Linked DNA regions of Homo sapiens: region 1 is linked to region 2. Evidence: chromatin loops called from intact Hi-C (ENCODE). Cell type or tissue: ascending aorta. All regions are shown on one strand. Each heading gives the region's core, and the rest is flanking DNA. Links, peaks and the distances in the headings are about the cores only. Region 1 holds the start of SGCB (sarcoglycan beta). Region 2 holds the start of USP46 (ubiquitin specific peptidase 46).

What was found. A loop is a pair of places that touch in the nucleus more often than their neighbours do. Peaks named below come from ENCODE experiments on the same cell type or tissue, not always from the same donor. Only the 100,000 strongest peaks of a DNase experiment are listed, where the experiment ranks them.
Region 1: a loop joins it to region 2, with 2.5 times the contacts of the local background. A loop is called at or near these places in 2 of 110 quality-filtered maps.

Annotation. Positions count from the first base shown.
Region 1 is chr4:52,037,023-52,039,886 of GRCh38, reverse strand. SGCB (sarcoglycan beta) reads left to right here and starts at 1,588. Exons shown (of 6, transcript NM_000232.5): 1 at 1,588-1,660. The coding sequence starts at 1,628. RefSeq lists a silencer at 1,376-1,815 and an enhancer at 2,056-2,175. In ascending aorta, for the core only: no CTCF peak of the experiment used is centred there; DNase peaks (open chromatin) are centred at 1,226 and 1,536; H3K4me3 peaks cover 2,202 bases; H3K27ac peaks cover 1,848 bases.
Region 2 is chr4:52,658,104-52,661,003 of GRCh38, reverse strand. USP46 (ubiquitin specific peptidase 46) reads left to right here and starts at 1,703. Exons shown (of 9, transcript NM_022832.4): 1 at 1,703-1,889. The coding sequence starts at 1,854. USP46-DT (USP46 divergent transcript) reads right to left here and starts at 1,598. Exons shown (of 2, transcript NR_125363.1): 1 at 1,328-1,598; 2 at 1-112. RefSeq lists silencers at 1,290-1,719, 1,730-2,249. In ascending aorta, for the core only: no CTCF peak of the experiment used is centred there; DNase peaks (open chromatin) are centred at 1,013, 1,613 and 2,106; H3K4me3 peaks cover 2,274 bases; H3K27ac peaks cover 2,180 bases.

The DNA of each region.
Region 1 (2,864 bases), core at 365-2,864, 620 kb after region 2:
GGGATGTCCTGTCAGAGATGGACATCAGCGATGAGGAAAGAATCCAAGAGAAGGTGATATTCAAATAGCCAAAGGAGCATTTGGTTTCAGGAAAATTGGCTACCAGGTATCTCACCACCTAAGTGGGAGGGAGGTTGGCAAAATCAAGTCAGGGCTTAGAAATTGGGATACTGGGCAGATTTCTAAGATATCTATTAAGTTTAATTACTGTGCTAGACATTGGAGATTAAACGATGAGTAAGACACCTACCTTCCAGATAGAACACACCATCTTTTGAATGAAATCAGCAGGTAGACAAGATAAAAATACAATGCAATCTGAAGTGCTAGAAAAGGCTAGGCACACAGTTAAGGAACAGATCTGTGGGAGCCTCTGAAGCCTTTAGAGAAAATATGACGTTTGAATAGAATAGTTCTTGAAGGATGAATAAGAGTGCGCGTGCCAGGGAAGAAGAACTTTCCCAGCAGAGAGAAAAACGCAAAGCTTAGGAATTAAGGACTAGAAGATAGGAACTCAGAATCAGTTAAAAGCCCAGTTGTGCAAATTGATCAATGAGACCACAGGCAGAATATTAACACAGAGCCTTACTGCTGACTCCTGCATCATTGGGCTTTAACTTAGAATTTTCCTGCCTAAAATGCATGTTTGTCCCACAGACTCAGAGAGGAGTGAGTCTAGAGATATGAGTCAAGTGGTTCCAGCATTTAGGAAAAAAGAAATGCAGAGAGACTGATGACCAGCTAGGTACTGACTCCCACTGAATTAGACAGTACTAGGGCCCAAAGGTGCTTATTAGAAGTGATTCAGCTACATGAGGAACAGTTGCTATTGACTTCACTGCATTTTTTTTCAGCTAAAATAATTATTGGATTATATCTACAACAGGGAACAATGAATGTCTACTCAAGTAACTCGTACATTTGAGTGGCTTCCCGGTGTTCAGTAAATGTCCGTTCAATTAGGTTCCCGAGGATATACATGGTAACACTATCTCCAACACTAAATGAAAAATCCATCCCCAGTATCGCAGGATAAAAACATCAGACTTCATAGGCCTCCGAAGTCAAGCAGCCCGAAGGATTCAACGTCCTCCTTGAGGACTCTCAGTCTTCAAGACTCCAGCCACCTAAGTGACCACTCGTTCACTTCTGCCCACGCAGTCACCACGCCGGTCCGCGTCCACTTGTGGTCTCGATATCGGCCCCTCCCACCCTAGCCAAGGAGACCTTGGTCCGAGAAACAAAGAGAGCCTCACAGCTCCGGATGGCACCGATCTTTCAGCGATGGGGAACAAAGGGGAAGGGGAGAAGCGTCCTCGATTTTTGAGGGTGCCCTTTCTGAGGAATCTGCAGGCGGCCCGGGGTGGAGCGGAATCCCCATAGGCCCCTTCTGGCCCCTGTGCAATACAACGCGCCCCAGGCCAAGGTCCTAGGTGCAGGGGCCGCCGCAGAGCCTGAGCCCGCAGGGCTGGGATGCGGGTCGTCAGGGATGCGGGCTGGGGAGGGGAGGGTGTGAGCAGCGGGTGCCCCCAGTCCCCGCCAGGGCGCAAGCGCAGGCGCGCAGGGTGCGGTCGCGGAGGGGCGGGCACAGTCGGGCGGGGAGCTCGGCGGCGGCGGGCGCGGGAAGATGGCGGCAGCGGCGGCGGCGGCTGCAGAACAGGTCTGTGAGTACCGCCGCGGCCGCGGGCTGGAGGAGCGGGGGAGGCCGCGTCCTGCCGGCTGGGCCCGCGGGAGCCCTGGCCGGGGGTGCGGGGGGCGCGGGCCGCAGGGTCTGGGTTCGGCGGGGCCGATCGGGGCGGGGCGGGGCGGGAGGAGCTGTGCCCCGCCGAGGATGCTGGCACAAGCTAGGGACCAGGAGCCAGGGGCGGCCTCGGGCTCGGCCCGGCCTGGCTGATCCTCGGAGGGGGTGAGGAGGGGTCTCCTTCCGGAGAGCCTGGGAGGCGGTCGAGCCAGCCTGGAAGCCTGCGCTGGGACGTGCCAGGGACGTACCCCGTTCAGCCGCCAGCAGAGATTTGGATAAAAATAACCGCAGCCCCAGCGAGAAGGCTCCTCTTACAAGAAACGGGTCAGCTGTTGCCCCGGTGTCAGCTTGCCATCTTTGTTTTTTGTTTCTGCCATCTCCAATATGCAGACATCCCAGATTTCCCCTCACGCTTTGGTTTTTGAAGATTTAGTCACCAGTCTAAAACTATCTCCTGTTCACTTTTAAAAATGATTTATCCAAGATTTCCTGACCTGCATTGTAAACTTGTAACTTAGAATGGTTTAAAAGGCTCCTCATCCCCCCAAAATCTAGTTATACGTATGCATACATGTACATGCATATGTGTGTGTGTTAATATATACATACACGTAATCGCTAGGGTGATTTATTGTAATACAGATAATTTTCAGTAACTTTCCCCCTTACCTAACTTACTTTTCCTTTGAACAATTATAGTAGTTTCTCTTTAAAAAGTCTCATTCTAAAACATTGTTGAAAAAAATGAGTCAAGTTTTGACCTTTGGAACGATTTTCTTAGATAATTAACTTTTTAGAGACCTATTAGATATATGTCACTGGAGGGCTCATTCTGAAGATAAAAGACGTAAAATCTCTCTTCAAGGAGCTTAAAGTCATACAGCCAAATACATGCAGAAAAAATCAGCTAAAGACAATAGGCAGGCTGCAGATTTGTAACAGTAAAATAAAACATAGAGGAATGAGTGAAACTGAAAGGAGACAAAACTTCTTGGAGTTGGTATTTAAATTGTGCCTTGGCTTTCCTCATTTCCCGCCTAAGTTATCAGCTTCTGTTTCAGATGATTGTTTTTCCATCTGGTTCTATTTTTGCTTTACACATAAGTGGGGCAGTCTGATCCGT
Region 2 (2,900 bases), core at 181-2,680:
TCTCTTCCTCTCCCAGAGTGCTCAGCCCAGGTTACCACACCAACTTAATCTGTAACATTTCGGTAAGTCATCTGGGCAGGATCCTTGATCCTCTAAGCCTTATGTGACTGATCTGCAAAAAAGGAGATAATAGCATGTACCAGCTGATAGTTATGGTGGCGATTAAAGGAGATCAGGAATGTAAACATTGGGTGCAGTGGTTCACGCCTGTTGTCCCAGCGCTTTGGGAGGCCAAGGTGGGATGATTGCTGGAGCCCAGGAGTTTGGGATGACTCGGGGCTGCCCAGCCTCAGGCTGGGCAACATAGCGAGAACCTGTCTCTTAAAAAACAGAGAGAGAGAGAAGAAAATCAGTCATGACTTACAATGGAAGAAATTATCATCAGGATGTATTTGGAAATAATATTTAGGTTGAAAGACTTAAGCAGGAATATTATTTCTCATGTCCACTGGAAAACACAGTGACATGACTCCCAAAACCTTCAGTCAACAAGTCTGTCTTACTGTTTCCTCCCCAGATTCTAGGGATATTAGCAATCAACGGCTCTCAAATCTTTACTCTTGGTTAGATAAAAGCTATCTTCAACTAATTTTTCTTCTGATTCAATTTGTCATTAAATACACTGATCTAAGAATTTATCACGCATCTCACTTGTACAATTTCTCCTTTGAAAGCATCGAATTGCAACCTTGTATGTGTAACTGTTCCACACATTCAGAAACGGGCCCCTTCAATTCGCGTGGACCTATCTGCTAAGTGGTGCACAGACTCGCGCTCTGAGCCCGCAGCCACGACCTTTAATGCGGGAAATGTGCATGATCCCATACAGCGCCCATCTCAACAACTAGAGGCTGGGTGCACCCGAGAGGGGTATGCCTGCCTTGAAGATATGGAAAAGTTTTGTTTTCGTTCTTTCCACTCCTTGGACAGTCCCTAGTGCTTGCGCGGAACCGGGACGTCTCCTTTGGACCCGCTAATGTCACAAGCCGCCCGAGCGCGCCGCTGCTGGCCTCCGCCCAGACCCGGATTCCTCCCCCTTCCCGGCGCCCTTTCTCGGGCGCCCGGCCCGCAGCTGGCGAGGGCTCTCTGACCGCTCCGGTGTCCTCGCCCCATTTTACTTCTTGGGTCCCCGCCGGTGCCATCTGGTTGGAACCCTCGGGAGGAACTAAAAGTTGGACGTCGCCACCCCTACCCCTCGCCAAAAAATAAACACCGGGGGCTGCCGAGGCCCGCCAGGAGGAAGGCGACGAGGAAAAAGCGAGGACGGAAGGCGGCCCCGGGTTCGCCCCGGCCTGGGCCGCCCGCTTCCCCACCCCGCGCACCGTACCGTCCCCGGCTCCCTGGCTCCCCGACGGCGAGGAGGGCCGCCGCTTCCGCGTCGGGGTCGGCCGGGGGACCTGCGAGGTGCGGCTGCCGCAGCGGCGCGCCCCGGAGCCTGGCCCGGCATTCCAGTCCGAATAGAAAGAGGCAGGGAATCAAATGGAAAAGCAGGAGGCCAGGCCTGGGCGGGCGAGCTGGGAAGGAGGCGGCGCGGCGGGGCCCGGGAACCCAGCCTGGAGCGCTCTGAGCGGCCGGCTCGGACTCACGCGGCGCGCCCGGGCCGCCCCTCCTCCCCGCGCCGCCGGCCGCGGCCCAGGCTCCCTCGCTCCGCCACTCCCCGCCCCTCCGCGCTCCCTCCCCGCCCTCCCCGCGCCGCCGCCTCCTCCTCCCGGCCTCCCTCTCCCAGCCAAACTGAAAGCCGGACCCCAGGCCGCCGCGCTGCCGCCCGGCCTCCCCGCCAGCGCGCCACCATGGGCAGTCCCGGTTTCCCCTTGTAAAGATGGCGGTGAGGGATCGCTGCAACCTTTAGACTAATGACTGTCCGAAACATCGCCTCCATCTGTAATATGGTGAGTGGCCGAGCCGCCTCGGGGTCGCGCCCGACTCGCGGCGAGGCAAAGAAAGGGAAGCCCGAGCTGCACACACGCCCGGTGGCTGGGGCGGCGGGGGCGGCGGGGTCCGCGCCGCCAGAAGTTCCCGGCCCCCGAGCTGGGCGCGCGGCCGCAGCCACCTCAGCGGCCGGGGAGGGTCCCCGAGCCCCCGGCGCCCGTCTCAGCCCCGGGACCTCGGAACCCGCCCGGCGATCCCGGGGCCGCGCTGCTGCGCCCCCCGCCCTCGGGTTGCGGTGGAAGCGGCTTGAGGGAAGGGAAGCGACCGAACCTGAACGTCCCCGGGGAGGGGGTGGGGGATAAGCTGGAGGTGGGGGGCACCCATCCTCTTCTTGCGGTCAAGACAGCCTTATTGGACGTCCAGACTGCCCTCATCTCATTTTGAGTTCAGTCCTTCCGAGGTGTTTAAAATTCACTTTGCAATAGCAATTGTGTATCTGGAGAAATCGGAAATGTAATAAAGCTGTAAAAAAAGTGCAAAATTGTGGCTGGAGAAGTGAACTTCAACCTGGTTTGAAAAAGCACCGTAATTTGCTCCGCATGCCTCAGTTTCCCCATCTGTGAAAAAGGGACAAGGCTCTGTGGCGGTAATATTTGCAGGCCCTAAGGGTGGGGCGGGCTGTGGGCTTGGAGGAGGTCTCCAGGGTTATCCTGCCTGATCCGCTGTAGACCTAGGGGAGGCTGGCGGGCATGGATACAGCCAGGGACATCACTGGGTTCTGATGCAGTCCGAGCCCATGATGCGGTGGTCACTTTAATTTGGGTTTCCCCCATTGCTTTCCCTTTTTCTGTAGGAAGAACCTCCAGCCCTTGGGTCCCCAGGCTGGACCCTGCTGGCGCCTCCACTTGTCAGAGCCTTTGGGGAGCTCAGATTGGAGTAAGGCATTGCTGTCCCTTGCAGGGTGAGATGATGTGTGTTTTGCCTACATTCTTTAGACTGCACCCCGCCTCCCCTCTAGCCCCCTCCCAAGC